Regions from separate parts of the Mus musculus genome. Here all the other regions are linked to region 2. The links are chromatin loops, found by intact Hi-C in ENCODE. Cell type or tissue: left cerebral cortex. All regions are shown on one strand. Each heading gives the region's core, and the rest is flanking DNA. Links, peaks and the distances in the headings are about the cores only.

Region 1 (10,535 bases), core at 1,678-9,677, 120 kb before region 2:
TTCTTGGTGAGACAGCTCTAGAGTCAAATCCACACATTGCCAGGTTTCTGTGGAGAACTGCTGAGTGTCTCAGCCCTGCTCAGTCTGATGGCTGCACCTTCTTCCAGAGGCAGAGACCCTGACTCCAGCTCTGATGAGGTTAACGAGAGGGTGTGGCCGGGGAACAGGGATGGGCATTCTCTTCCGAGGTGGCGACCCCCAGGTTCTCCACAGGAGGGAATTAGGAGTGCTCCTTCTATGCTGGGAGGAGCTTTGTAGGGAGAGACAGTGGGGTTGATGGATTTACCCAGAGCAGAGGGAGTATTCCCACCTCTCATTTCAGGGTCCTATTGCTTCAACAAAGCAATGCCCTACCACACAGGAAACCCGGCCTGGCCCTATTTTACTTCAAATATGTCAGGCTTGTGGCTACAAGGGAAGATGTTTAGGGATCTATGGGATGTGTCTGGAACCCTTCATTTTTCTCTCTGTCATCCAACCCTGTTCCCTATGTGCTGGCCTTTCCCTGCAGATGCTCGGTCTTTCTTCTAAAAGACTGCATGTCGGGTGACTGGAGTTTACCATATCCCAAAGCTATGACATCCTCATTTCCTTCAAACCCAACTTAGTCAAGACTGAGCTAAGGTTTGTACTGTTACTGTTTCTGAAACAACAACAACAGAAGTTACAGAGGGGGGAAAAAAACCCAAACAAACCCCAAACATTAACAATTTTAAGTAGAAAGGGTTCAATGCAGACAAAGGAAGTGTTCACAAAGAGTTGGAAAGCCCTGAGGGGCTGGAGACTGTGTTTCTAGGTCCCCACAGTTATCCCCACATGCATGGGAACGGCTACATCACCATAGAGATGAGGAGCCACCTAGCTCTAAGAACATGCACCAAGCTGCTGCCTCCGGCTGGAGATGCCCTTGCATACCCCAAAAGCTACTGCTGACCCTGGACCGCTGAGGAGCAATCTGAGGTGTGGCGATTTTGCAGGAGCGTCAGCCAAAGAAGCTAAAGAAAGTCTCCCCGTTGGTCCCTTCTGTCTACACTGCATTCATGCATCTCACTGGCAAGACGAGTTACACACAGAGCCTTGGCTTCAAGGAAGACACGATGCTCGAAGCTTGATGGCCTCTGCAGTATAAGACGGTGTGTTAGGGACACGTTACTCATCCACCAAGCCCAAAGCCTCTTGTCATGTCAAGGGACCAGATGTGCCCTGTGGAAGCTGGCTGCACACACCCACTACACTGGCCCGAGTGCTACTCCTCCTGACCTCTCCTCCCAAGCTGTTCTGAGGCATTGCACAACCTTGCCTTTTAAGCAGCTCTGCTCCCTGACTCGACCCACAGCGTGCCCATCACAGACACGATAGTGTGCTGTATCTTCAGACATGGTTTCTCTGCTCCCTTCTTAGTTTGGGCTTGGGGCTATCTGTCTAAGGCTTGGTCCCTAGCTGGGTTGGTGGTGTTGGAAGGTGGTCAAAACTAAGAAAGAAGGCCCCGCTGGAGGAAATTAGGCCATGAGATACACACCCTTGAGTGGGATATTGTGAGCACATCCCTCTGGGGTTCCCGGCTGCCATGAGCTGAGAAGAGCTTCTCCCACCAGGTAATCCCACTCCACCCCCACCATGATGCTCTGTCTCACTGCAGCCCCAATGGCAATGGAGCCACAGGACCATGGCCCCTTCCTCTTTCCCAGGTGAAATCTCAGGTATTTTGTCACAGTGCTGGAAAGCAAAAACACTGCCACTCAGAAACAGCCCCGTCTGTCACTCGCTCCCAAGAACATACCTCTCCTCATGTAGGTAGCATCCATCTCGTCTCCTCTCACTGGAATGTAAGCCCCATGGAGACAGAAACCGTGTGCTCTCCCTATTGTTACCTTCCATACCTACAGTGTCCTGGGCCTCTCAGTGAAAGGATGCGAATGAGGTAGAGCATTACCCATTTCTTCCTCCAGATGGCACCAACGAGCCTTCTCAGCTGGTTTCACACTAGGGAACGTCAAATAAGCCTGAGACTGAATTCCAGTATCAAGACACCCAGTGTTCTTGACTTTGCTCCTTATTAGAAACATGGCCTTTACCAAAGCATTTTCAGTATAGCATCTTAACCCGTGGCCCCAGAATCAGACTAAGAGGAAACAGACATGGGGGAGTGAGTAGTCCGCCCAGTTCTATAGCATTACCTCATACATTTACCAGATAAAGACTACAGGTTTGGCTGGGTGTGGTGGTGCATGCCTTTAATCCCAGCACTCAGGAGGCAGAGGCAGGTGGATTTCTGAGTTCAAGGCCAGCCTGGTCTACAGAGTGAGTTCCAGGACAGCACAAATCAACAACAACAACAACAAAGACTACAGGTTTGACTCTAGACCACGCATTTTGACGTACTGCCTTTGACTTTATCCAAGTTAAGTGCTTTTTTGATGAGGCTTTAGAAGAATTGCAAATCTCGAGTGGGTTGTTTGCATTTCAGGGGTCTCCAAACTGTCTGCCTTTTCTCCCCAACAGGTTCCTTTAGTCGCACCGGGACATCTCTAGGACACTTTCTTACTGAGACGCCAAGTCCATTAACAGCATTTCCTGTTCCAATATGCAAGGAAATGCAAGGTGGCCTGTGGAGCCTGAGAAGTAAGATCTTCCACAGTGGCTGCTGTCTGGACGCCCCATCCTTTACTGCATAAGGCAGCAGGTAAACCTGTGAATACAAACAGAAAGGCAGCTGGTCCTCAGACAAAGATGCATTCGGCTCTTCCCCTGGGCCCAGTGCTAAGGCGATCGATCAACAAGCTGCCTGATTCTGGTTTAAGGATTGGGCAAAATGGGGGCATAGGAAAGTAACTGACAGTCAGATCTGGAATTCTGACATTGAATCTCTTGCTCTGCAGTTCTTTGTATGAGCTTTCATTCCTAAAGACATTATTTATTATCATTACTATTATTACTTTATGGTACCAGGGACTGAACCCAGGGCCTTGTCCACGTTAGCCAAGCATGCCTCTGCTGAACCACCCCCCGCTCCCCCCAGCCCAAGGACCTTATTCTTGACAGTGCCCAGATTTCTGGTACTAACAGCTCACTCCTGCTAACCGTGTAAGCTCAAGGGAGACTTGGGCGGCACGCCTGCCCGCTGCTTTCCCTGGAGGCCGCATTTCTCAGCCTCTCTCTAACTAGGCTGGCAGGGAGCGTGTACCTGAGAGCACAGCCAACATCTATGCTAGCTATTGCCTGGGATCTTGCAGAAACAGCTCTTGCTCCCATAGGCTTGGCTCCTAGGCTGGGATGCGGCTCAGGGGTAGAGCAGCTACACAGTATGCACAGGGATCTGGGTTTCAGCCCCAGTTGCTTCCTAACTGTAACCCTGCGGGGTCACCAAGCCCTCTCCACAGACTCTGCCCCTAAACACTGACTATAGAGTGTGGTGAGTATGAATCTGGCTCTGACAGGAAAACTGCAGAACTGCCTCTCGAGGGCAAAAAAGGTGCAACTCGGTCTCCTCGCTATTGCAGACTCAGCCTGACTCCAGTCTACAGCAAGCCTGCCTTGGCTTCCTGTATGGGAGGAGAAGCTGCTCTACAAGCGACTCCACTGCAGTTGGAGGGAGTAAAACCCTTCTTCCCTGGGGTTAGAAAACCGCAGGCCTCTCACAGACAGATAGACTACTCTTCCAATAAACACTTGGCTCTGCAGGACTACCCAAGCCAAGGACAGTGACATGAGGTCAGTTATGACAGAATTCTTTATTAAAATGTGTCATCAATAATGTTAGCATACATACAATATACACACATACATATGTACATTCTTTGACACACCTCACAGATTGCCAACATCAGTTTAGCCAATAAATTAAAACTAAAAATGAGAGGATAGGGGGAGGGATACTAGAGGCAAATTTCATTTTTTATCTGGTAAGAAATTGTAAATTTCTCAGAACTTCCCTGGGGGAACCCTGACCAGAGAATCTTTGAAACAAAATACATAAATCCCCACCCTCCCCCGAAAAAGATTCCAAAAGATGCAGTTACAACAAGTGTGCTTCTCAGAACAGGGGCCTTCATTCCACTTCATACTCTTCTGACTTCAAGACAGTCTGGCCCTCAGCTGGAGCAGCGAGGTTCTTGTGGGCACTTGGGCTCGGTGCACCGTGGACTTGGGGGGTGGAGGGGCAGGCTGCAGCATGGGAGCGGGGCGAGCCACACTCATCTGAGGTGATGTCTGGCACGTCATCTGACTGCGTGTCAGAGCTCTCCAGGTCACTGCGGATGCTCTCAGGCTGGGCCAGGCTGATGTCCCAAGCCTTGCTGGCCAGGCAGTCTTTCTGTTCACAGCTTTGGTGTTTGTAAGGGGGATCGTCTTCACTGCCACCGCTGCCACCACCAGCACCATTACCCTCTTCTTCCTTCTCTGCCACCTGAGCATGGACATGGAGCGAGTCCTCTGTGCTGCTGCCACTCACCAACTGATAGTGACTTGGTTTGGCTTCAATGTCCACTTGGATTTCCATATTGTTGCACTCTCTGTGGGAACAAAATTCACTGTGCTGAGAGTCACGCATAGGTTATGTTATATTATACCTGCTCCTAAAATAGTTTCTGGGTTTTGGCTTAAGTAGTTAGAAGAGGTGGGTCCACGTAGACCAGAGCTCACTTCTCACTTTCCCTTTACACACACACACACACACACACACACACACACACACACACACACACACACACGCTTGCTCTCCTTAAAACATCTAAAAAGAGCTTCCAGAGGGACTGGAGAGATGGCTGAGCAGTTAAGAGCACTGGCTGCTCTTTCAGAGGTCTTGAGTTCAATTTCCAGCAACCACATGGTGGCTCACAACCATCTGTAATGGTATCTGATGCCCTCTTCTGGCATGTAGGTATACATATATGCATACTCATTTACAACAATCTAACACACAAATAAATAGCTTCCAGAATTCAACTAAGTACCTCATCCTACCTTACTTTTAATAGAAATGTAAGAGCAAGCTGGCAGCTTGTTACGACTGCATCACAGTCAGAAGCCATTCATTCCTCCTGCAGTGGAACGGAGAGGAGATCTAGACCCAGGCCCTAGCTAACATCAGTCTAGCTCTTTAAACTCCATTTGAATAATTCCACTGTTGCAACAGCTAGACAAAAGAAGGAAAAGGTGGGAAAGAGATGGTGAGGGAAGAAAGGAGGGAGGGAGGAAAGTCAAAGGCTAACAAGATTTAAGAGATGAACACTCCAGCACAATGGATTCAGAAGCACGCCACATCTCCACTAGATGGCACCCAGGGCCCTGAGATGAGGAAGGGAGCGCTGAGGACCTATTACCCAATGAATACAGCTGTCCCGGGCTCTGCCTGCTCATACCTGTCCTGTGGGTTGTAGGAACTGATTATGGAACCGGCCATAGCACGAGTGCTTGCGCTGTCGCTAATTGCACCAAGACTGGCTGTGTCTTTGGGGAAAATTTCCTTTTGGACATCAGCTTGAACTTCTAACCTGTGTAAAGAGGGGATGTGCAAGTTAACAGGAGAAGCAGGGTTCTGACGGTTTGTTTCCTGGAACACACCTCTTCCATTATTCTCTTGAGAACTGTGATAATCTGTTGGATCACCTCCAACTGCCAAACAGTTCAAATACATGCCAGCATAGTTCCTCTCTTACATATCAAGTGAAACTGCCCCCTCCTTTCTGTCCCTTTAACATAAGTCCTTGACTAAAAAAATCAACACCGGGCTTGTGTCCAGCAGCCCCTAAATTCAAGTCAAGCAACTTTCCAGAGCAGTGTCAACGCAGGCCAAGACCCAACCATCCTAAAATCTCTTAACTCTTGGCCCCCTTCCTGCCTACAGACATCTGTGGCCTTCCCGACCTGCTAGCGGCTTGGGTTCCTTTTCTTACCCCAATTCCAGCATCACAACCCCTGAGTTTTCATTCTGTACCTCCATGGCTTTGTGGATGCTATGCCCTGTCTCAAAAGTTTCTCTTTCTCTGCCTGAACAACTTATGCCAGGTCTTTAACAACAAAGGACTACCATTTCCTCTTACTCTCTCTCTTCCAGCACCCGGCAGGCACCTCCAGCTGAGTGCCCAACCCTCTTCTGCACCAACTTCCACACCTCTCTCCACTGCTCTGTGAGGCCCCGGAAGGAAGAGTTCACAACTCATTCCTGCTTTGCCCTTTCTACCTTGGACACAGAGGAAGAACTCAAACACGTAGTAATCAGGTAACCTCCAGGCTGCAGGAATGAAGGGCATATAGGAGCCAACCTCCTCCCTCATCAACAGCACTTTCCTAATAGGGTTTCAAGGCTGGGAACCCCTAACTGCTTCCTTTCTGGCTCAGCACCATTTTGTTCTGCACTTCAGTATTTCTTCATAATGGGTTTCGCAGTCCAGCCCATTTGACTCATTCACTTCCCATAAAGGAACGGCTTTCACTGGATGCAGCAGCTGCCGGCTGCACTGCAGTCTCAGCAAGTCACGCTCCAACTATGTCTGTGGCTCATTCAAGGGGAGCTGGTTTTAAGAGAGCACAGCAGTGAATACTCCAGCATGTGGGGGCAGGGGCCGTTAACAAGGGACACTAGTCAGAAGATGCAGCTAGGTCAGCAGCAGCTCCATCCCGCTGCCTGTGTCTCTGCCCCACACTAGGAAATGAGGGCAACTGGGGGGTGCTCTCAGGCCTGTGTTCCAGCTTCAGCTCTGCCACACACTCAGTGGTCAAAGCCTTTCTCAGAACCTACCAGGTCACCTCCTTGGTGGCTGCCAGAGGCTGGTTCATGCCAGCGGCTACACTAGAATCATCTGGGGAGTCTTCTCTAAACATAGACCACCCTCAGGTCCCATCCCAGGACAGCCTAAGTTATTAATTCTGGAAATATGCTCCTAGAGTCTATTTTAAGAGGTTCCCAGGCGAATGAAGGACACCAAGGTGAAGATCTAGTCCACTCGCCATCTGCCACTGCATCTTCTTTGCAGCCAAATCGCCATCTGCTCTCGCCCTAACCGCCCAGGTCCTCTGTGAGGCAGTGTCCTCTCTGGGGCCTTCCTACAGCCTCCTCCATGTTCTCCATAGCACATGAAATCAGTGGAGGCTGCTGCCTGTCAGTCACGGAGTACTAATCCTTTCCTAGCAGGATCCCTCCAGGTACCTGAGACAATGCTCTGTCTCCCTCACCTCCTGCTCTGCTGTGCTCCACGAGGCCACTCTTCCCCACTGAACTCAACTAACTGCTTCTCCTCTAACGCCAGCTGTATATGTAAATATGAATAACTATGGCATTACGGTAGGGCACATCAGCAAAATGCAAGTACATCAGTTATTTTTATTGACAAGGCTTTCTGTACTCTTAACACAAATTCACAGAACTGATTTTCCTACTCTATCCAGTGGGAATAAGAGGGTCATGAAGAGTACAGTACCAGAGTCAACGTGACACAGCATAAAACCAACGACAAGCCTAACAGAGCGCCTGCCTTCTGCTCTTCTTGCTTCCTAGAGCAGGCAGCAGAATGAAGCAGCAAGACCTAAAGTCAACATTATTCTTTAAGTGGAAGTCACTATGATGCAAAGAATTTGTGAACTTTGAAAAATAAAATACCACTGATGCTTAAAGTGGTATAGAGATGTGGCTCGGTGTGTCCTCTCTTACAAATAATTCCAATGCCTGCTACAGACCACCTCTCTACTTACCGGCTGTACTTTCCCTTGCCGCTGGAGAGAATACCACCACTCAGTGTGCCCCCTGAGAGGGCAGCGAAGCTGGCTGTCTCGCTGTATGGTCCCTGCATGACACTGAGTCCATCTGTAGGGCTTCCGCTGGTACTCAGCACACTAGTCAGGCCCTCAATGCTGCTTTCTCCGATGCTGGGGTTCTTGAGGGCTCGCCAGGCATCTGCCACTATGGGTAGAACCAGACACCCCCATTTGAAACAACATACAAAGAGTCTGGAAGGCATTTTCCTGAAGAGACTCTTCAGAGTGGAGGATTTTCATGCTGAAAAGTACTACAAATTCACTTAACAAGCAGCGACCGTGTGAGACAACAGAACCAGACTGCTAACATCTGCACTTAAGCCTCTCAGTAACTTAGTGATTAGGAGCCCTGATTTCAAATGAGGAAATAAGAATTTGAAATTAAATGACTACTCAGGATCAAATAAGTCACACCACATTTTAACTGCAAGCCCACTATTATTTCTGTATAAGTCTACAGCATCTATTTTGTTTTGTTTTGTTGTTTTCCGAGACAGGGTTTCTCTGTATATTCGTGGTTGTCCTGGAACTCACTCTGTAGACCAGGCTGGCCTCGAACTCAGAAATCCGCCTGCCTCTGCCTCCCAAGTGCTGGGATTAAAGGTGTGAGCCACCACTGCCTGGTTACAGCAGCTATTTTTATCTACCTTAGTAGATTAAAAAAAAAAAATTGAGACAGGGTCTCTCATTCTATAGTCTAGGCTGTCTTGAATTTAGTACTTAGCCCACTCTGGCCTTGGATATCAGTGCTAGGATTAAAGATGTGAGCAATTATGCCTCACTCGTATTTCTCTTTTTACTTTGAGTCAGGGTCTCCCTGTGGCCCAGACTGGCTTTGAACACATGACCTCCTCTGCCTCACCATCCCCAATGCTAGGATTATAGGGAAGTGCTCTCAAACCCCTTTACTTAACATCTGATTAGCTCGCGTGCAGCTTCTGCCGCAAAGCATCAAAAACACCCGTGTTGCAAGTAGGTGAAGACAGTGTTCAAGTAGGAGTCACAAGATTTGCTCTCATCTCAGGTCTGCAGAAGCCCTTGCTACTAAAATACAAGCTAAAGCAGTTCCCGCTGAGATGGGGATGATAGCCCCGGCCTCCCTCTTCAGAGAGCTGTTGTAAGAAGCAAGCAGGATAAAGTATAAAGTCCTCCGAAACTGACGGAGTGCGGCACAGACGCGGAGCTTTCTGACCACCCCGCTAGCACACTCCAGTTACTTGAAGCCCTATTGCCTCATACCTGCCATACACAGGCAAGTACCAGAGGAATTAACCTAATAATTCTGGAACCAAGAAATGAAAGGCTAAAAATACTTTACCCCCCACAAAGCTCATTATCCAAAGAAATCCAGTGATAACCTCTGTAAATATGTGCTCAATTCTACTGACTTTTATCTTTTGTTCTATAGATTCAAATGGAAATAAAAGTCCTTCCTTTACCTGTGATTGGACCATCATCTTCATCAAACTCAATTTTTACCCCCTTTCCATTGGCTGTGCTAACTCCACAGCCACCTCCACGGCAAAGAGAAATGGGCACAACCCCATAAACATATGCCAGCATAATGGGGACACCAATACCTGGGGAAAGAGATGGAAACATGTCATCAGGTCAACAGGCAATTGTCCTGGTTCTCCCTCCCAGATTGAGCACAAGCAAGCCACTAGGGCCAAAGACAAACATGGCCATCTGAAGAGGCTATCTGGTATAACACAGGAGCAGACAGTCACAAAAGTCTGGATGTCTTGGCTTCAGTCCTTTGGCTGTCTGTTCATAGAACCTTTCCAGTGATAAAGAAAATATACATGTAGAATCCAATGCATCCAACATATGTTGATTTTATACTACTCCCTTCATTGTTGAAGTGCTAAACTGAGAATTAATCAAGAATCAAAGACTGAAGGCTGGAGAGATCACTCAGTGGTTAAAAGCACTGGCCCAGGTTTGATTCCCAGCACCCATGGCAGCTCACAATTGTCTGACTCCGGTACCAGGGGATTCAATGACATCCTGTCCTCCAGGGCACCAGGTATACAAGTGTGTGCAGCTATACATACAGATAAAACATACACATAAAAATAGACACTGGGCGAATGGCTGTAGGGATTGTGATTTGAGGGTTCCTCAGACTCAATTCTCCAATCACACTGCTGTATGTGCAGAGTAGCTCAGTTGTTACATGTTAAGAAGGAAGACTGTCTTGATTTGGGGCTGGAAAGGTCAATCAGCAGTCAGTTAGGAGCACTGGTTGCTCTTCTAGAGAGAGGACTTGGGATCAATTCCCATCACCTACATGGCAGCTCACAACTGTTTTGTTACTCCAGTTCCAGGGGATCTGATACCTTCAAACAGACACATGCAATCAGACAAACAATGCACATAAAGATAAATTGAAAAACAAGCAAGCAAGCAAGAAGTCTGCCTGGATTCATGTCCCAGTGACTTGACCTTAGCTCCATCCACATAGACTGTACCTTTATATTTCTAATTATGCTGACTTTGTGGCACTTGTGAAGTCTTAATAGATTACATATGAGACACCCAGAACCACTGCTGACAAATGATAAAACTCATGAAATGTTGGTTTCCAATTAATCTTTCCTTTCTTACTTTTGTGTTTGAGATAGGATTTCTTTCATGTAGCTCAGTTTGGTTTTGACATGCTGAGGGTGGCTTTGAACTCCTGATCATCCTGTTTCACCTCCTGAATGCTAGGATTACAGGAGGGCATCACCACGCTAGGCTAAATTTGTCTAAAATAAATTCTCATACCTCCCAAGATA
Region 2 (10,535 bases), core at 1,699-9,698:
TGTTTTGTTTTGTTTTGTTTTGAGACACGGTTTCTCTGTGTAACCCTGGCTGTTTTGGAACTTGCTCTGTAAACGAGGTTGGCCTTGAACTCAGAGCTGCCTGCCTCTGCCTCCTGAGTGCTGGGATTAAAGGTATGTACCACCACTGCCTGGCTCTCTTTTCTTTTCTTTTCTTTTCTTTTCTTTTCTTTTCTTTTCTTTTCTTTTCTTTTCTTTTCTTTTCTTTCCTTTCCTTTCCTTTTCTCTTCTCTTCTCTTTTCCTCTCTTTCTTTCCTCCTTCCTTCCTTCCTTCCTTCCTTCCTTCCTTCCTTTCTTTCTTTCTTTCCTCCTTCCTTCCTTCTCTCTCTCTCTCTCTCTTTCTTTTTTTTTGAGACAGGCTTTCTCTGTGTAGCCCTGGCCATCCTGGAACTTGCTCCCGAGTGCTGGGAATAAAGGCCTGTCTCACCACTGCCCGGAAAAATATTTCCTTTTGAGTGATGCTGGGGAGTGAATCCAGGGCCTCTCCTATTTGCCAGAGCCATTTCTCCCAACCCAGTCACTAGGCTCCACCCTTACCTGCTGTGTTATTCTAGGCAAATTACTGAACTCCTCTGAGCTTCAGATACCTCTACAAAATGGGAACAACTGCAGCTCTCAGGATGTAAGAGATCAAATTGACTCAATGACATAATATTTACTTAATAGAGAAAAAGAGAAAGGCAGACTAATTGTACCTAGTCCAGGGTGTAGATTTTTCCTTCTCATAACTAATCCTTTACAGATTACAGATGGATAGACTAGATTCTGATTTGTTCATTCACAGAGATGCTAAATGTTACCTACTATGTGCCTATTAATCCCAGGAGGACTTAAGACCACGGTACCCAAAATGCAGTCAGCTCAACGAACACTTAAAATGTAGAACCAGTATACAAAATTGCCAAATAACAAGTTAATTTTAAAGCTGGGAGTGGTGTTGGAAGCCTGTTTTGCCAGAAGTTCAAAGTCACCCTTGGCTACATGTCTAGTTTGAGGTTAGTTTGAGCCACTTGAAACCCTGTTGTAAACAAATAAACAAACGATAACGACAACAACATAAGATACTCCAACCCCCCCCCCCCAAAGTCAAACCAAATAATCAAAAGCCACAACAGCAAAAAGCAGTAGAAGTCAGGTATAGGAACTGACATCTGTAACAGGAAGCGGAAAGGCTGAGGGATTGCTATGGGTTTAGGACTAGCCTCAAATACGTAGTGAGTTCTAGTCCAGCCTGAGCTACTAGTGAGATCCCATTTCAGAAACAAAACATAGAGCCAACAATGTTTGAGTGTGTTTCCTCTCCTCTAAGCCTAATCTTTTGAGGCTTCTCCCATGGCTTCCAAGGCCCACCCCTTTCAGATGTTTGATCTCAGAACCTTGCTCCTTGAGAGAGAGGAAGAGGATTCATGGACAGGAACTGTGAGTCTCATGCTGTAAATGGCTGCTAGCTCTCAAAGCAGGAACCCGCTAGTGACGCGTGTACAGTGGATACCCCTGTGCACAGGAAGCACAGAGCTTCCAAGCAGAAGGACCTAGACCTCAAGAAAGCAGTGTGAACCCAATTGGTTCACAGGGGTAATGGAGGCCAGGCAGCCTGCTCAGTTGTCACGGGTGGCTCAGGAAAGGTGAGAATCAGAAAATGGCTTTCTCCGACTCCGTGGTCCCACATGGCCTCAGTTGTGAACTTTATTTTGATTAGGTTGTAAAATACGTCTTGGGGAGATACTGAGGTTGGACAGGATGTGCCTTTGTCTTCAGAAAGACTACAGCCCAGCGGGTGTATGGATGTTCACAGCTGATCAAGCTCTCAGCTCCACTAGTCTGAATGAAACTCTGCTTTCATTGTAAACCAAGCTTTCCCATCCACATGACTATTCAATTACCTTTTCCTGCCCCAGAACCGTATTGTTTTCAGGACTACAACCTAATAGAATGTTTTGTGATATCTGGGGGAGGAAGTCCTTTTCTCTCCCCTTTTTGGTGATGGAGATGTGAACCGGGCCCCATACACGTTAAGGCTTTACGAAATGACTTGCTTTTCTCTAAGAACATCTTGGCTGTTCTTCAGGAGATGTTACAGATGGGTTAGTGGCTTTGTTTTGTTTCTTTCTTTCTTAAGACAAGGTCCCCTGTAGCCCAGGCTGGCTCTGAACTCCCCTTGTAGCCAAGGATGACCTTACACTTCCAAGCCTCCTGTCTCCACTCTTACTCCTGAATGCTGTGATTATAGACAATACCAACATATCCTGTTTAGTTGGTGCATGCCAGGATGCTCTCTGTTAACTGAGCTACATTCTCACCCCCAGACATACTTCAAGCAATAATTAAAAGGCAGTTTAATTAAGTGAGACTCTATAGATTTCTACCAAATAAAACTTGGGATATTCTTGGCAAGTCAGTAGCATTTATGAGGTACTTATTATATGCCAAGGGCTCTCCTTTCCTTCTTTATTTTTTAAAAGATTTATGTGTATGAATGTTTCACTTGCATGCATATGTGTACCACATTTGTGCCTGGTGATCAGGGGAGTCAGATGAGGGTGTGGAATTAGGTGGAGTTCCCACGTGGGTTCTAGGAATTGAACCTGGTCCTTCGAAAGAGCAACAAGTGCTCTTAACCTCTGAGCCATCTCTCCAACCCTACCAAGGGTTTTCTTAAAATTTGTAATTTTTTTTCTTGTTTTTTTGAGACAGGATTTCTCTGTGTAGCTCTGGTAGTAGATCTCTGTGTAGAATAGGCTGGCTTCGAACTAAGAGATTTGCTGGGATTAAAGCTATGGGCCACCATGCCTGGCTTAAAACTTGTAAACTCTTTTTTTTTTTTTTTTTTTTTTTCCGAGACAGGGTTTCTCTGTATAGCCCTGGCTGTCCTGGAACTCACTTTGTAGACAAGGCTGACCTCGAACTCAGAAATCCGCCTGCCTCTGCCTCCCAAGTGCTGGGATTAAAGGCGTGCGCCACCACATCCGGCTAAAACTTGCAAACTCTTAACGTAGTATACATAACAGGTACAACAGGGCATTAATCATATGTGTATAACTCAAGGAGCGCGCGCGCGCACACACACACACACACACACACACACACACACACACACCTGTAACCATTACCAAGCACCGGAAAGGTTCCATTCTGTCTCTTCCCAGTCAGCAGCCACATGCGCAGAGACAAGCAGCATTCGGACTTCTACCCGGAGAACTCTTGAATTAGCTTCTGAGCAACACCCTGCGCATGCTAAGCACTCCAAGGAGCCCGGCTCTCAGTCCCTGCCCTTGGAGTGCACAAAGCTGAGATGTTTTATCAGGCAAAAAAAAAAAAAAGGAAAGCAGGTGCGGGTATCTCAGCAACTGATATTAAGGCTCAAGGGAAGGAGGGGAGGGGTCAGACAGAGACAAGGACTGTGAGTCCCATTGCGTTTCGGGGCCAGGGATGGTCCGATAGAGGAAGATATTACACTGGACTCTGATGGATGAACAGGGATTTGTGTATAGAAGAGGAGACATGCTTTGAGTCGAAGCCACATTTCACCAGAGTCTTGTGGATTCTGAGAATGAAGGCATCACCCCGAGCTCGTGAAGCCACAAAAATTCTATTTGAATACATTTTAGCTGGCATTTGAGTTGGGAGTTTAAAATGCCTAGAAGAGGCGATTAAGTAAAAGGTCATATTACAAAATAAGACAGGAGAGGTTTGGGCTCCAAGGGCGGAGCCAGAACTTCACCAGGGGAGGAGCAGGGGGCCATCGACTTCAGCCAGGGACAGAAAAGTTTTCCGGAGTCACTTTTTGAGACGCAGGACGCAGGATCTGCGGCTCAGACCACGTAGACGCCTAGGATTCGAAGGATTTCCCCGCGTGGACCTCCGCGGACATCAGTCAGCCAGCTTGCTTAGCTGCGCAGCTTTGCGGAGCAGCCTCGCAGGGCTGAATGCTTTATGTCCGAATCGACCAATGGGCTGGCGGCACCCGGTTGCCCTGGCTACGGAGCAGGCAGGGGCGGGGCCAGGGCACCGGGGCGGGGCTAGGGCGGGGCTTATATAAGCGAGCGGCGGGCGCAAGGCGGGGCGTGGGGTCGGTGGCTGCTGGGCGCGCGGGGCGCAGGCCGCGGGGCCGGAGCCGGGGGGAGCGAGCGAGCGGAGGCGCCGAGGATCCGATTCACTCGCTGGGGAGACCTATGGGCCGAAGCCGTGTAAATGCGTTTTAAGGCGAGTGCAGGAGATGGCTGGGGGGGAGCCTCGGGGAGCGGGCGTCCTCGGCTTTGGGCGCTGACCCTTCCCCCGGCCCCCCTTGCCTCCTCTCAGCAGGGGCCTCGGCTCCGCAATTGCCACTCCTCCTCGGGGTGTTGCACAAGTTTCGAGGTCACCGGCGACCCCCCCTAGCAGCGCGCCTGGCTCTGGCCCCCGCGAAGGAGGACGGGGCTTGGTAAGGAGGCCTGGGGTTGGGGTGCGGGACCCCCGCCCTGCACTTGAGAGAGCCGTCCCGCGGACAGAACCCACCCGTGGCTCATAGAGCATTCTTAGTGTGTCAGGACCAACCTTTTATAAATGGGGAAACTGACCCAAGGTCATGAAGCAGAGAGCCGACTCGAACTCAAGCTCACGGGTTTTGTTTTTTTTTTTTTTGGCCCTTTAGGTAGGTGTAGTCTGGACTGGAGAAATCCTTCAATTGGAAGGAGACTTCCCCAACTAGGTTTCTCAGATCTGTCCCCACATTTTTTTTCTTCCAATTTCAAATTTCAGAACTGGAAAAGAACTCCAAACCAATCCCATTTAACAGATGGGGGTAATTGAGGCTCTAGCAGACATAACTTCACCATTCCCAGCGAACCTCGGCTTCTCAGGCTTGGGCAAGGGCACAGAACATGACTGGGCAGGGACCGTAGGCCTGGGGAGGTGAGGGATGCAGCCTGTTCCCCAGCGGTTTCCTCCATCTCCCTCTCCCCACAGTGTGTTGCATACTTTCTAAGGCGGTGGCCAAGGCAGCCAGCGGTGCTCCAAGGCAGCGGTTTCCTCCAGCCCCTGGGCTCCTCCTGCTCAGCATGGCTGGCTATCTGAGTGAATCGGACTTTGTGATGGTGGAGGAGGGCTTCAGCACCCGGGATCTGCTGGAGGAGCTCACTCTGGGGGCCTCCCAGGCCACCTCGGTGAGGGGATGGAAATGGGTGTGGGTTGGTTGCCTGTCCTCTTCTCTGTAGGAGACCTCCCATTCTCTCGGTATTGGTATTTGTTTACTTGATATTTACTAGATTGTCCCCTTTATCTCCAATTCTTGGTCCTTGCCCCCACATCTGCCCTCCCTGTGTTTCCTGACTTGAGAAAAGAACAGTATCTCCACCTTCACGGTCTCCCCAGCACTCCAGGTGGGAACTTCGGAGTACCTGCCTTTTGCGCTCTCCCCTTCTACACTCAGGCATACCCAGCTCCAGGAACTTCACGGGAGAACCTCCCTTGTGGTTGGTCCTCTTCTCTCCGAAGCCCCCAGGACCTTCTCCTGTTTCTCCCACCTGCTGCAAGTCTCCGGAACAGAATCCCACAACAGCTCCCCACTGCCCCAGGACCCCCAGCCGCACTTCCGGCTTCATGCTCAGGCTTGCGCTCTGCTCAGTTAGAGCAGAGTCGCTGTGTATGTGAGGTGCTGTTTCACTGGGCCTTTGCTGGGCTTGTCTTCAGGGTTCCCTCCCTCTACGGTTGCCTTTTTCCTGATTTGCTTCTGGCTGGCTCTGTATTCTCTGCCTCCAGGGCCACTCACTTATTCTGTAGAGTCCCATATAGCATTTATTAAAGGGACTTGTAACTACTTAAGGGCGGTTTCTCTCCAGATCCAAGCCCTTTCAAGGTCTTTGGCCTCTGCCTCAATTATTATGTTGGACAACACCGAATGGGTATCCATTAAAAAAAAAAAAAAGAAGTTGCAGGAAGAGGAAAATGAGTCCCAGGAAGGGTTTACCACAGCCTCAACCATGTCTGTGAGGATCAGGCATGGCTTGCAAGTGGGAAGAGCACTTGCATGACATTGGCAGTGGGCTGTACGCCACGGTATCTGCCTTTTGTGGAGCAGATAGCTGTATATATAGGTCTGCTGCTTTAAAAGGACATGCAGAATGCAGCCAGAGCATTAAATGTTATGGGTTAAAACCTATTTTGCATAACACATATATTTTATATATAACTATGTATAACCATACATATATATGTGTATGTATGTATATATGTATTTATAAGTGTGGGGGTAGCATTTAGGGTGAATGACAGGAAATTGAGAACCTGCCAGACCTGGCAGGGGGCATGGTGGGAACACAGGAGGCTTGGGATGGGAAAGAGTAGACAGTCTGTATAGTTGGCATTAGCTGGACTGAGAGGAGGGACTGACTAGAGCTGGTCACACACAGCCTTAAGTGTCAGCCCTAGATTGCCTTCCGTCCTGGAGGACATGGGAGCCTCAGAAAGCTACAGCAGGGTGCTGGTGTCCGGTCTCCGGAAGGACTGTGGACAGCCAGCAGGCACAGGGAGGGAGCTGGGTCTCACATCCGTTCGCCTCTTGCTGTGCAGGGCAAGGTGGCTGCCTTCTTCGTGGCCGACCTGGGTGCTGTAGTGAGGAAGCACTTCTGCTTTCTGAAGCACCTGCCTCGAGTCCGGCCTTTTTATGCTGTCGGGTGCAACAGCAGCCTGGGCGTGCTGAAGGTTCTAGCCGAACTGGGGCTGGGCTTCAGCTGTGCCAACAAGGTGAGCCCCCCGTCCCTACCGCACGCGTAGCCTCGATGCTTGCCAAATGTGGCCCTTCTGGTGTTGGGGACTCCAGGGAACAGGAGGGACCTGTACTTGACCACGACCTTCTGGGAAGGACACCTACTCAAGAGAAGAGGAGGCTCCAGGGAGGAAGACATGGGTGGAACTTGTCAACTCTGAAGTTCCAAATGGGATCCTGAGAAGTCTCTGGGCATATGGGCCACCCTTTGAATGGGTTTGGACTTATCCTTCTGTTTTATTATTATAATTTTTTTCTTTAAGCTAGGGATTCATTGTGGTCCAGGCTGACTTTAAAGTCACTATGTAGCTGATGCTGGCCTTGAACTCCTGGTTCTCCTAACTTCCATCCTCTCAAGTGCCGGGATGTATCATCATACCAGGCTATTTTTTTTCTTCTTTTTAAAGAAATACTCATATTTTAATTTTTCTACTTAGAAAAGAATTAAACTTAATAGCAGTTTTAAAATGCCTTGGCTTAGAGCAGTAGGTACCAATCTTGTAATTACAAAACAAAACAAAACAAAACAAAACCACTCCTATGTGGCTGGGGTTTTTTCCCTTTGTAAGCTTAACATGTGGCCGTGTTTTTCAGACTAATCTGCTCAGAGTTTTGCTGTTGCTGCCAAAGGCCGTCTTCCTAATTTGATTTCGGCTTTTAATTCCCTCCTGGTGGCTTTCCGTTGGCTCTGTTTATGTGTAGTCTGTAGTCCTGAGCTACGGTGGGGTGGTGGCTGACTGGGTGGGGCTTGCAGCGTGGCACTGAGCAAGAAAGAGCCTGCTCATTCATTGAGTTTCATCCATTCTGCTTTTGCTGGGTTAAGAGCCTTCTCGCTTATGTCTGTCTCATTCATTCACTCAGCAAAATGCTCTCCCAGCTGGGAATTTAGCTGTAAGTAAGCGATACAAAGCCCCCTTTTCATGGTGCTTTCTAGAAAACTCAACAATGAGCATGTGTGCTGTTGTAGGTGGGAAGTAGTGAAGTTGGGTGAGGAAGTTTGTTTTGAAGCAGCGTCGGTCCCTGCCGACTGTAGGCTAGTCTAGAACTCGCTGTTTCCCACAGCCTGGCTTGGCGCTCTCAGTTCTGTCTCCTCCTCTCTAAATGCTGGGATTCCAGGAGGAGTCACATCACCACACGCGGCTGGACTGCACTTTTAGATAGCCATCCGAGGAAGTCTCCTCTGAGATTTTGAATTCACATTTGACTGAGGTAGGAGACTGAGCCAGGTGGAGGATGAGTGGAAGAACTTTCCAGGCAGAGGTCAGGGCCAGTGCGGAGCGCCGAGGAGGAAATAAGCCTGCTGGGCATGCCTTGTGATGTCAGCACCGTCATGTTCTCGGTGACTACGAATGGCTGTTCTGAGGAGATCAGCATCGTGATGGGCTGATGTAAACAGAGTCCTTGAAAGAATTCTTGGAGGAGAAAGGACAGCTAGGCTGGCCAAGCCTACGGGGCTAGAGTGAATCCACGTATGGGAGGCGAGCAGGCAGGTTAACCTTGACTTGAAGGTTAACTGTTGTTCACTCATTGTGGTTCCGGAGTCTCCTCTTGGTCTTTTTTGCTGGCCTTGTTCTGCATATGTCTACCATGAAGCCCAGTGAGGCAGAAGGTTTTGCTTTGCCTGTGGCCTTCCATGGCGCTGCAAGTTCCTTACAGAGGCAGGAAGAGACGGGATCCTTTGGTTCCTCTGAACTAGGGCTGAAAAATAAGGCAAAAGCGTACCAACTAGATCCCTCAGCTTCTGGAAACTCAGGAGTGAAGTGCTGGGTCCTCTAGTTTCAGGGAGTGGACGCCAAAGGGCAGAGTTGTGGCAAATAGAGTCTTAGAAAAGCTTGCAAGACAGGAGAAAGGGGGTGTGTTGAATGTATCTGCCATTGACTGAGAGTTCCTGCTGGGTCAGGCTCTTTGCCAGGAGTTTTCTGCAAATGATCTCACTCTCGAAACAGCGCTGCGAGGTTATTCCTTTACTGTGAAGTCATTCTCTTACCCGGATTCTGACAACAGTCTCTAGAATATAGACACATTTGGTCTATAAGGAAGTGAGTCACAGAGGTTCAGCTGCCTGCCCCGGAGTCGTGCCCTGGAAGATGCCAGCTTGAGTCTGGCTTGCCTTTTCCAAGATTTTTGGAGAGGGTTGGCTGTCAGTGTGGCTGGTGAGACGTTCTCTTCCGCAGTGGTGGCTCACACAGATTGCTTGATGTGTTTTACTTGAGTGGTGTGGCCTCTGGCACTTATAACCCAAGCACCAATACCCTGTTCCACCTCACTAGCCACCCCTTCTAGGTGTTTTAAGGGTGGAGGCTGCCCTCTTCTGGTGAGTCACAGTTGGTGACCAGGCTTGATGGTGTCATACCTTTCTGCACTTAGACCAAAGGTTTGGCATGAACAATGGCTGGATGTAGACAGGCAATCAGGCCAGAGGCACAGGCTGCAACTCCTTCGGTGCTCTGAGCCTCCTCCTACTTCCCAAGGGACTCCTGTCTTTGATCTTGCCTCCCAGCCTCTTTCCGGATTAATGTACCCCACCCCCACCCCAGCCTACTCCCTTGCTCCCCCCTGTGGCTGAACCCTGCAGAGCTGTCTGGTTTGGATACGCCTCAGAATTTCTTCTAACAGGGATCAGAGAGGATGCAGTGACTATTATAATTTTTTATTTAGGTAGGATCTTATGCAACTGAGGCAAGCCCGAACTCTTGGTCCTCTTAATTCACTTTCTGAGTGCTGGGATGACAGTCATAAATATACCACCTCATCCAACTGCTTTGCTTCTCTATTTATTTATTTATTTATTTACTTATTTAAATTTTAGATAGAGTCTAACTACAAAGCCCAGGCTGGCCTCAAACCTGTAGCAGTGCTGAGATTATAGGCATGAACACTGCTCCTAGATTCTGGTCAACGCCTTATTTTAGATATGGCCATGTAAGCCCAGCATGGTGGCACATTCTTGTCATTCTTACCTCAACACAATCAAAAATAATAGCAAATCACAACATCTCCACAACCTGCGAATGTCCAAGTGGTACATTGATTTATCCACTCACAGAGAACATGAGGTGCTGGTTGTTTGCCTGGGTTGCAGATCTGCGTTCCGAGCTTGGCAGATAGTGTTTGGGAACACGCAAGCAGTTGACTGGAAACACAGTAAGCATCTTGTGATCAGGAGACTGCCGTGGTGTAGCCTGTTCCCAGTCACTGTAGCGCAGCAGGCTAAAAAGCTTGGAAGCTTTCTGTGTGGAAGTGTATGGATCTAGTCAGGGGAACTCTTTTCTTCTTCATCTTTCAACAGTATTCAACCCAGAAAATACTGTTGCATTAAATAAGATGCAACAGTAATATAACTTCCCTGGAGAGAGAGAGAGAGAGAGAGAGAGAGAGAGAGAGAGAGAGAGAGAGAGAGAACGCACAATTGAGAGATTGAGATTCTCTGGGCCTGCCTTCACCCTCCGAGAACACTTGATCTATCCTGTGCATATTTTTCTCGCTCTATGGTCTACACAGTTTCTGGGTGCTGGTGCCTCCGATACCTTGGAATGGTGCAGCCCTCTGGACTCAAGCTCTCCCACCGCCTTAAACGCTATCTGTTCCCTGCCTCCCTTGCTTGAATGGTCACCTCACACCTGTCCACTTGTTTGGTGCACAGTCTCATATCCTCACCCCCACCTCCACATCCATCATGCCACCCTCCCTCCAGAGCACCTCCTCTGTCCTTTCTAGTGTGGCTTTACCATTTCTCTCAGGCGATTGTAAGAGGCATGGACCAGTCTCCCCAGAA
Region 3 (10,535 bases), core at 1,589-9,588, 220 kb before region 2:
AATTACCATTATACTTACTTTCCAGGTTTATAGTCTACCTCTACTGATTTAAAAAAAAAATCCAGGTATACTACCTGTAGTTCTAGGACTTGTGAGGCTAACAAGGAGGGAGAGTCAGGACATCCTTGGCTATATAGCAAATTTCAGGATAGCCTGGGCTACATGAGACCTTGACTCATTACAATACCAAAACATTACAGATAGACCGAAGCTATTCATTTCTCCTTGCCACTACCAGAAGTTATTGCTATCCTGAATTTGGTGTTTTTTATTTTTTAAATATTTTTTATAATTTTGTGATTTCTATATATCATAGAAACTTTTTTTTTAACAGATAATTACAGTAGGGAAAAGGTAGGAAATCTTTAGAAGATATATCAGCCTGTTGCATTTTATGGGCCTTATTTAAGTGATGGCTTGTTTGTTTTCCTCAAGCCTGAAAAATATGACAAGATAATTGGAAAATTGAGCAGGAGTTTAAATTATTTATTTTCCTTTTTTATGTGTGTAGATGTTTTGCCTGCTTGTATGTCTGAACATGTTACAGTAGATTGAACCACCATGTGGGTACTGGGAATGGTGCCTAGGCCCCCAGAAGAGCAGCCAGTGCTTTTAACCATTACGCCACTTCTCCAGCCCCTGAGCAGGATATTTTAGGATAAGGAATTTTATAATTAAAACGGTGTGATACCTGAGATTTATTTCAAAATAATTTATTAAAGGAGAGAAGGCTGGAATAAGAGATTAGCAGTGGGGTTGGTGGGGGAGAGGGCTAAGTGGTGGCCATGGGAGTTAAGTTATGTTACTTACAAGCTTTTTGTTTGTTTGTTTGTTTGAGACAAGGTTTCTCTCTATAGCCCTGGCTGTCCTGGAACTCTCTGTGTAGACCAGGCTGTCCTGGAACTCTCTGTGTAGACCAGGCTGTCCTGGAACTCTCAGAGAGTCACATGACTTTGCCTCCTGAGTGCTACTGAGTGCTGAATACTGCTGTGCCAGGCTTGTTTCAATTAAAAAGAATTTTTGAAAAAATTATCTTGAAATTCAGGAACTAAAGTTGCAAAGAGAATGGGTTGTATGAGTTAAAATGTCTTTGTCTCTTTGTGTATATGAACGTGATATTGTTTTTGATGCTTTTGCCACTTGGGACATTATGAGAGGAGCTCATTGTGTGTCTCTGGATGATGGATGACATCTGTGAGACCTAGGGCAGCTTCTGGGGCATTTTAGGGTAGGTTAAATTATTTTTTCAAGTAATAAAAACTTATCTTTAGTATTTATATACTCCATAGTATATTAGCAAGCATACTAAATTTAGAAGGCCTAGAAGTTACTGCTGTCAAAAAACAACAACAACAAAAACAAAACGATACAGGGTATGTTTTGAGACTGTATAGCTTTGTCTGGCTCATTCTGCAGATCAGCTGACCTAGAACTCAGAATAAGGTGTGGTATGGGGGCTGGTAAAGTAAAGGGGATTTTAGTTAAAGAAGCTTTAAACAGCAGAGGCAGGTGGGTCTCTGAGTTCCAGGCCAGGTCTACAAATCAAGTCCAGGATAGTCAGGGCTACACAAAGAAACCCTGTCTCGAAAAGCCAAAAAGGGCTGGGCGGAAGCTGTTGGCTCACGTGTTTAATCCCAGCATTTAGGAGGCAGAGACAGGCAGGAAGATCTCTGAGTTCCAAGCCAGCCTGATCTACAGATCAAGTTCCAGGACAGCCAGGGATACACAGAGAAACCTTGTCTCAAAAAAAACAAAGAAACAGGCTATAAAAGAAGCCAAGTGAAGAGGTACATTCCTGTAATCCTAGCACTTGGGAGGTGGAGGAGGAACAGGAGTTCCATTCCACTACATCGGGATTTGGATGCCAGCCTGAACTGTATGAGACTCTACCTCAAAAAACAAGCACTTGCCTAGCATTAGCAAAGCGCTTCACTGGGTGATCCCCAGTAACACATAAAGTAGATATAGTGGTGTGTGCCAATAATCCCAGCCCACTATGTATGCTAAGCAAACACTACTCAGCCACATCCCTAACCACCACACTAAGTTTTAATTATACAAGTAAACATTCATGTAGAAAAAGAGTTGAATGATGTTGACACTTGACTCTACAATTGATAATAAGCAACAATTTTTGTATTTATATCTCTGCTGACTTTTTCTTTGTATTTTATATATAATGAAAATGAGGAAGCGGCTTGATTGGTTTTTGGAGTGGTTATCATTTTTAGTTTGGTTAAAATCTTTGACATGGTCTCCTCCTCCAACCCTTTTCTATTTTACAAGGAACAAGTCCAAATGGCTAAGTGGCTTAAATGGTTAGTACTAGTTAGTGACAGAGCCAGATCTTAGGTCTTAGGACTCCTAGTCCTTATTTACCCAACAGCAGTCATAAGAAAGTGCCGGTTGTTGGAGGAACTAAGCCAGTTCTTAGTTGCATAATTTTTTCCTCTAAAGATTTTTCTTTGGTGTTCTTCACTGAAAATAATCCAACTTGCTGGTATTTTTAAAAAATCAAGATCAAAATTAATAGATGGAACACCTTGAAGCATAATGCAGTTGACTTTGTAATTACCGGGGTTGAGAGTGATGAGAAGATCCTTTAATTTTCCTTGTGCCTGCAGGAAGGTGGGAGTCAATCACTTTGACAAGTCTCCTGGAAGGAACAGCCAGCGGGAGTTGAAACCTTTTTCCATTTGGTCTCGTGGCAAAGGCAGAGATTGCTCCAGCAGCTCCACACAGTATGCAAGACATCTTTTATAATTTTTGTTTTTTGAAATGGGGTCTCACTGTATAGCTTTGGCTTACCTGTAACATTCTCTTGCTTTTACCTCCTGAGTGCTGGGATTAAAGGCATGTACCACCTATACTCAACAACATTTATCTATCTACTTTCCTCTCATGATTTTTTTTAAATTTTATTTTCATTTAAAAAATGTATGTGTGTGTGTGTGTGTGTGTGTGTGTGTGTGTGTATGTATGTATGTATGTATGAGTGTATGAGTGTATGTATGTTTCAGTTGGTTCACAAGCCTGGAATCCCAGCTTCTGTGGAGACTGAGGCAGGAGGATTGCAAATTCAAGGCCTGGTTGTGCTACAGAGCAAGTTAGATCTAGTCTGGGCATCTGAGTAAAACTCTATCTAAAATTAAAAAGTAAGAAGTAGCCTGGGGATGTGAGAGGGCTTGCATAGCATGCATGAGGCTCCAGGTGCAGTCGTGAGAACTGGAGAGCGAAGCATCATTTCTAAAACATTTCACAAAACATATATTCTGCTTGACTATTATAGACACTCTGTGGTAGTACATATAAATCTACTTTAATGTACTTTTAAGTAGTTGAAAAATGTTTTTGACATGAACATGATTTTATTGAACATTTCTCTTAGAGGTGGACATTTAGGTTGCCTCTAATATTTAACTGTTTCGAATAATACTGATTTAAACATCCCTGTGTTTCTGTGTGCATTTGAGGTAGGTAATTCAGTCTGATAAACTTGCAGAAGTGAGGATTAGTAAATCAGATGATGTTGCCAAGTTACTCTCCACAAAATCACTTGAACTTATGCTTTACTGGGAGTAAGTGCTTGTCTCTACAGCCTCACCAACCCAAATCAGAAATATCTTATTTAAACATTTATTTTCATAATGCTAGTAAGATTAAATATCTTAATTATTTCTCAAGTTACAAGTGACTGTGCAAGCAACAGCATTTGAGATCCTAGGATGCCTCCTGTATACACATAGTAGATTGGAGTTGGTTTAAGATATTTCTTGTTCTTCAGCACAAACTTCCTCATATTTTTCCAGATATGACGTGTTCACTCTTGCCCTCTGAACAGTCTTCTGGTGCCTCTTTTCTGCCTAAAAGCAATGCCTCATTTCCTTGGGGTTCCTTGGATGAAGATGAGTTGGATGACTCCTTGTTGGAGTTTTCTGATGGAGAAGAAGATGATGGCCATTTCAGTTTCACAGAGGAAGAGATTGAGATGCTCTTGAAGGACGATGATGGTGGGCATAATGAGTATAGACCAAGAAAGAGTCAAATTCTACCTGATATTCCTCAAGAAAATTCTTTGTACAGCTTGGGACCAGCAGCTGAAACCCCTGGCTTCCTAAAACTACCTCAACTAAGTACATCAGTTGGTCATGGACCTACTCCTAGTAAATCATTAAACAGACACTTTGTACTTGAAAAGAATCTTATAAAAGTAACTGTTGTCGCACCATTTAATCCAACAGTTTGTGATCCTGTGCTTGATAAAGACAAGATCGATTCCTCCAAAGAAACGGAAAATCCTGCCTCCCTTCGGGAACAGACGAGAGAAGATGACCCTCAACCTAATGAGAGTAAACGTTGCACTGAGCCTGAAGGGGTCAGTCCCAATACCTCTGCTTGGGATGGGCCCCTGCTTTCTTCTCCTTCAAACAATAACATCGAACAAACTGCCTCTGATAAAAATATACCTGAAAGTAAGAAACCTACCCCTGTGTTCTCTCAGATCTCCAACCATTCAGAGGTCCCCAACAGGAAAAACAGTGGCTCACATAAATCAGGTTGTGAAGTGAGAATTCCAGTTGTGTCCAGTTCATCAAACAGAGTAAGTACATTTTTTCAAGACATAGTAGAAAGGAAGTTATTTTCATTCAGAAAGAATTCCTATGTACTTAACTTCCATATATAAAATGCATAAAACTGGTTGGAGAGATGGCTCAGTGGTTAAGAGCACTGACTGCTCTTCCAGAGGTCCTGAATTCAATTCCCAGCAACCCCATGGCGGCTTACAACCATCTGTAATGGGATCCAGTGTGTCTAAACACAGCTACAGTGTACTCATATACATAAAATAAATAAATAAATCTCTTTTAAAAAGTAAACATATAAAAACCCCCTGTGGCCATCATATATTCCACAATGATAATTTTGTTTGCGGTTAGCAGAATTTGTGTTCAAATGAATTAGGGTTTGAATCCTGATTGACACCATTACTTTCGTTTTTCAACCTTTGATGCTTCTTCAAACTTCTTTTTCTTTTATCTTTTGATTTGTGGTTTGTTTTTTTTTTTCTTTCTTTCCTAGATAGAGTTTTTCTGTTTAGTCCCTGCTGTCCTGGAACTCACTCTGTAGACCAGGCTGGCCTCAAACTCAGAGAAACTTACCTCTGCCTCCTGAGTGCTGGTATTAAAGTGTCACCACCACACCCAGCAAACTTCTTTCTTTTTTTGATAATAAGGATTAAGCCTAGTGTATTGTACATGCTAATCATATACTGTACTGCTAAGCTGTACCCATCCACCTGATAATCTTTACTATAAATTGAGTAAATGTTACTGTATGTTACAGCAAGAATTAATGAAATATGTGTATAAAAATAGTGTCTGGTCCATGGCTGGCCTGGAATTCAGTCTGTAAGTCTGACTGGCCTAGATCTTTCAGCAGTCATGCCTCTGCTTCCTAAGTGCGGGGATTACAAACACGACTCACCATATCTAGCTCAGGCTTTTAAATTTTTCTATTAAATTGGTTTCTTTTAAATGCTAGAGATCCAAACCAGGGCCTCACACACATTAGGGGAGTGAGCTGTATCTCTAGACTCTATTTAGCTTCTGACTTTGATTCTCAATCTCCTAAATGAATATTGTATAAAATAATCTCATCTTCAGAAAAATTTTTTCCTTGTTTAAAGATTATAATTGTTATTTTAAATGCTACTATAGTGCGTTATACATAGTATTTAAAGATAATCATTTATTAAAAAGGAATATTTTCCCTAGGCAGTGTGGCGCATCCTTCTAGTCCCAGTATTTGGAAGGTAGAGGCAGGGGGATCTCTTTGCATTTGAGGCCAGCCTGGTCTACAGAGCGAGTTCTAGGATAGACAAGGCTATACACAGAAACCCTGTCTCAACTCCCCCCACCCCCCAAAATTTTATATTCTCATAGAGAGCTTTAATAGTTGAATGATAACAGCTGTAAATTATAAAAATATAACTAGTAATTCTCTGTCCTATTCCTGCCTTCTGCTCTGGAAAACAACAACAACAATCACAACAACAACAACAACAAATCAGCATGCCTTTGACAAGGATTCTGGGGAGGCGAAAGGTGAGAGAAGACTAGGCAAAGTCATTCCTGTTCTACAAACTAGAACCAGGTAATGTCCTGTGGAGCCGTCTGGTCCTTCCCTTCCTTCCCTGTACTATGTTGGGGTAGGGTATGAAATCCTGCAGGAGGACTAAGCAAACTTGAAAGTCTGAGTTGACCTGTTTGTGTTATCTCAAGCAAATCATTCTCTCCCTTGAGTTCTGGTGTCAGGAAAAATGAAGATAACAGTGCCTTCTCTACAGCCTCAAAAGGTTATTTGAAAGACATACAAGTAAAATACTGTATAAACACAAAACTTCCATGTATGAGGAGGCCTGATCACATACTTGATAGGAAGTAAGAATTTTAACAAAGAAAAGTCTAAAATTGTTTAGATAATTATTTAGTTTTCTCTCTTCTTGTACTACTGGGGACAAATACTAGTTAGGGTTGCAGTTTGAGGCCATCTTTTTAGTTTACTTTCTTGTTGCCAGGAGATGGCAGTATCTATACATGGGCATTTTAGTAGCGTGTACTAGAAAAGCTACTTTATATGTTGAATCAGATTGATTTAATTACAATAAAGTTAAAAAAAAGACTTCTATTATACACTTAAGGTATATTTTTACTTAAACATTTTTAAAAAATGACAAGGTTATTAACTAAATTTTAGTTTTGTGGGTTCTGTTTTATTTCTTTTTCTACATAATTGAGGAAAGCTTTGTCAATTTTTTCCTTTTTTTGATAGTTTTATTTTTTATTTATTTTTTTTTTAATTTATTTATTATATGTAAGTACATTGTAGCTGTCTTCAGACACTCCAGAAGAGGGAGTCAGATCTCTTTTTTTTTTTTTTTTAAAGATAGTTTTTTTGTTTGTTTGTTTGTTTGTTTAAGATTTATTTATTTTTATTATATATAAGTACACTGTAGCTGTCTTCAGACACTCCAGAAGAGGGAGTCAGATCTCATTACGGATGGTTGTGAGCCACCATGTGGTTGCTGGGATTTGAACTTCGGACCTTCGGAAGAGCAGTCGGGTGCTCTTACCCACTGAGCCATCTCACCAGCCCCCGAGTCAGATCTCTTTACGGATGGTTGTGAGCCACCATGTGGTTGCTGGGATTTGAACTCTGAACCTTCAGAAGAGCAGTCGGGTGCTCTTACCCACTGAGCCATCTCACCAGCCCTTATTTTTGTTTTACATGTATGGGTATTTTACCTATATTTATATTTGTGTGCCATGTGTCCACAGAAGCCAGAAGAGGGAGTCAGGTCCTCTGGGGCTGGAATTGCAGTTGTGAGCTGCTATGTGGTAATGGTTCTGTAGAAGAGCAACCAGCACTGTTAACTGCTGATCTCTCTCTCCAGCCTCACTTTGAATTCCTTAGAGTGAAATTACACCAAAACCCACAAATCAGGCTGTTTGGAACACTAATAAATGACAATGTTAATATTTTCATCCACTGACTTTCCATACAGAACTATCATTATGAGCAAGGACTAAGAAATTGTTCTTGCCAAGGTCATGCATGACTGTCCTAAATTGCTAGATTTAGCTGGGAGGTCGTCCCCCCCCCCCCCCCCCCCCAGTTTTCAGCTTAATCACCTTTTTCTGTGTGGCTCAACCAAGTTCGCTAAACTTGAATTATTCAACAAATGTTTTCTCTCTTTAGGAGCGACTTCATTTTTACCTTCTGCTATTCTTTGTTAGTAGAGGTTTTATTCTTTTTCTTCCTTTACTTCTAAACTCTATACTTGATTTCAGTTTTGTACTGTAATTGACATTATCTTTTCTCTCACTGATCTTAAAAGAGAATTTGCCTCTGAAAGTAGGATGTTTTGCCTGTTTTGAATATGTGACTTTTCTACAAAGCACTATAGTCATGGTTCTAATGGGTGTTTTTCCTGGTTTGCTTTATTCAAGGATGTTTTCACAATCAGAGCTAGAAAAACAGAAGGACATTTATCTCAGCAAAGTCATTGCTCATATAGAAGATCCAGGGGACTCTAACCAAGGTAACATGGCAACCAAAGAATGGCTTATAAAACATGGGTTTAGGCATTTTCTTTCCATGATAATGAGCTTAAACTGGGATGTTTTGAATTTTCTTAAACTGATGAAGAAGAAAACTTCCTTATCCAAAGATTTATTTCGAAGGGTTCTTTAAGCAGATAATTATGCAAAATGGTTTGGACAACATACATTAGAGAAAGGGTTCGGGCTAGTGACTCTCTCCCCTGTAGTTGAGGGTTGTGAACTGAGCTGGGGATGATGATGTTGTTGTTGTTTTGACTGTTATGTAGTAGAAGTGGATGAAGTGAAGTTCCTTACTAATCACTGTTTCCGGTCTTTTAAAATGTGGCTTTTTTCCTGTTGCCTTTTGCTTTTAAATATAAAAAGCAAGCATTTCAAACTTTACCCTGCATCTTGGCTTCTCACTACAAGCTCTTGAAAGCCTAAACTATGTTCTAGATCCTTCAAACGTATCTTCCTGTACTTCAGAGAAGCTATTGCAAGCCGAAGTGGAGATTATACTGTTTTCTTCAGTTTGAACCAGTGGCTGATGGGAAATTTCTAAAGAGAAAAGAGCAGAATTAATGACATGGAATGTTGGGAGGTTTTATACTGATAAAAGATTTTCTTCCCATAGAGGGCATGCTGTATTCTGTTTAGTTTAGTTTCTGTCCTTATTCAGCAAACTTTGTAGAGTACTTTTAGAAGTGTTAAGTTTGAAAATTAGCAACTGGAGACATAAGCAGTGGTTCTTGGCCTGCAGTGGGAATTCATGGTCTAGAGAAGATCATTATACTAAAATGTCGATTAGTTTTCTAAGGAAACACTTAGATTAATGAGGAAAGAACTCTTCAGTGTGTATGTGAGAAGAGTAGCGATAATTGAGAAAGATGTCCTAGAAGGTCCGTAGAACAGGTCCTGAGTGTAGGTACTTGGGGCTGTTCTAAGGAAGGGTGTGGGGAAGTTGTTCTGCACTGAAGCCTCCTTTCTCTTGAAAAGCCCTGGGTTAGTAGTTTCTAACTTTAAAGGTCTAGAATGCTAATACCAATCTGAAATTAAAAAAAAATAAGTTGCTTTAGTTTTTGCTCGAGATTTTATTAAACAATCAGATATCACTGGTGTTCATTTCTTAGCCCCCTGCTTGTGAGGAGGTCTGTTTGTTTGAACTATTAGGTCTGCTGGAAGTAAACATGTTTTCCCACCCATATCATTGGAGGGTGGACTACTTATTTATTTTTAGTTTTTCGAAACAGGGTTTCTCTGTGTAGACTTGGCTGTCCTGGAACTCACTTTGTAGACCAGGCTGGCCTCGAACTTAGAAATCCACCTGCCTCTGCCTCCCGAGTGCTGGGATTAAAGGCGTGCACCACCGCTGCCCAGCTCAGAGGGCAGACTTTAAGCTCATTGTTCATCTTCAAGCTTATTTAAAAAAAAAAAAAAAAAAAGCCTGGATGTTTTGTTTCTCCCTCTGAGGTGGCTTCTTTTATGTCCTGGGAGGTGTGCTGGTATCTAGTTATATTTTTCTTTTTCATTTGAGGTGTTCAAAGAAAATTTCTCATGCAAAGCAAGGCACAGTTGTTCTCTTTTTTCCATCTTTTCCATTTGCTTTCTTATTCAGCAATTCCTTTCCCAAAATTACTACAATTTATAATCTATTTTCAAGGAATAGCTAGAAATACAATAGGAAAGCAATAGACTTTATTGGTTGAAAAAAATAAAGTTTAGACTTAACTTCTAACTTATTTTTTGTTATAATTTCTTTGTACACATGTTTGCATGTACGTAGGCATGTGCAGCCACAGTGCATGTGTGGAGGACAACCTGTAGGAATAAATTTTCTCCTTCCACCATGTGGGTCACAATTATTGAACTCAGGTCATTAGGCGTGCAAGTACCTTTACCTGCTGAGCCATCCCATTGGTACAACTTCTGGGCTATATTCTGGCACCACTGGTGACTAGGTGGGACCTTGAGCCACTGGAAACTTGTTTACAACGTGAGAATAATGAAGTTTAGTTTGTATGAAACATAATTATATATTTAAATACACATATAATGTATAGGACAGTGTTCAGCTCAAGCTAATACAATTTTAGCTAATAGAATTTATTAAATACCAGTATTGACAAGAAAGTTTGGGGCTGGGGTTATGGCTTAGGGGGTAAGAACACTTACTGCTTTTATAGAGCCTGGGATTCCCAGAACCCAAATGACGATTTACAAACTAATTTGTGGAAAAACAAAACAAATTCCAGTTCCAGGGAATCTGATCTCCCCTTCTGGCCACTGCCTGGACTAGACTTGCATTTAGTCCACATACATATGTTTAGGTAGACACTCATAAAGTAAAAGAAAGTGTTTTCTTTTCATAGTGAAATATTTTTGCTAAGGTTTTTTTAGAGACAGGGTCTTCTTTGTAGTCCTAGTTGTTCTGGA

The links. Hi-C counts contacts between places; a loop is a spot of excess contacts. Peaks named below come from ENCODE experiments on the same cell type or tissue, not always from the same donor. Only the 100,000 strongest peaks of a DNase experiment are listed, where the experiment ranks them.
Region 1: it touches region 2 in a loop (4-fold over the local background); 41 of 42 quality-filtered maps call a loop at or near these places.
Region 3: a loop joins it to region 2, with 2.3 times the contacts of the local background. A loop is called at or near these places in 2 of 42 quality-filtered maps.

What each region holds. Positions count from the first base shown.
Region 1 is chr4:129,077,704-129,088,238 of GRCm38, reverse strand. It overlaps Rnf19b (ring finger protein 19B), which reads right to left. Exons shown (of 9, transcript NM_029219.2): 6 at 9,192-9,332; 7 at 7,690-7,897; 8 at 5,361-5,492; 9 at 3,713-4,511. The coding sequence ends at 4,049. Among named protein-coding and RNA genes, the nearest start is that of Tmem54, 23 kb to the left of the region's middle. In left cerebral cortex, for the core only: CTCF peaks have their summits at 1,943 (motif pointing right) and 5,270 (motif pointing right); DNase peaks (open chromatin) are centred at 1,955, 5,297 and 6,490.
Region 2 is chr4:128,955,987-128,966,521 of GRCm38, reverse strand. Azin2 (antizyme inhibitor 2) reads left to right here and starts at 4,067. Exons shown (of 11, transcript NM_172875.4): 1 at 4,067-4,221; 2 at 4,318-4,438; 3 at 4,963-5,159; 4 at 6,565-6,738. The coding sequence starts at 5,055. In left cerebral cortex, for the core only: CTCF peaks have their summits at 9,001 and 9,203; DNase peaks (open chromatin) are centred at 3,987, 5,077, 8,740 and 9,014; H3K4me3 peaks cover 2,277 bases; H3K27ac peaks cover 920 bases.
Region 3 is chr4:129,175,807-129,186,341 of GRCm38, reverse strand. S100pbp (S100P binding protein) reads left to right here. Exons shown (of 7, transcript NM_001379590.1): 2 at 2,625-2,741; 3 at 3,810-4,600; 4 at 6,071-6,153; 5 at 8,010-8,101. The coding sequence starts at 3,812. Among named protein-coding and RNA genes, the nearest start is that of S100pbp, 8.5 kb to the left of the region's middle. In left cerebral cortex, for the core only: a CTCF peak has its summit at 6,573 (motif pointing right); DNase peaks (open chromatin) are centred at 1,804, 2,642 and 6,494; H3K27ac peaks cover 443 bases.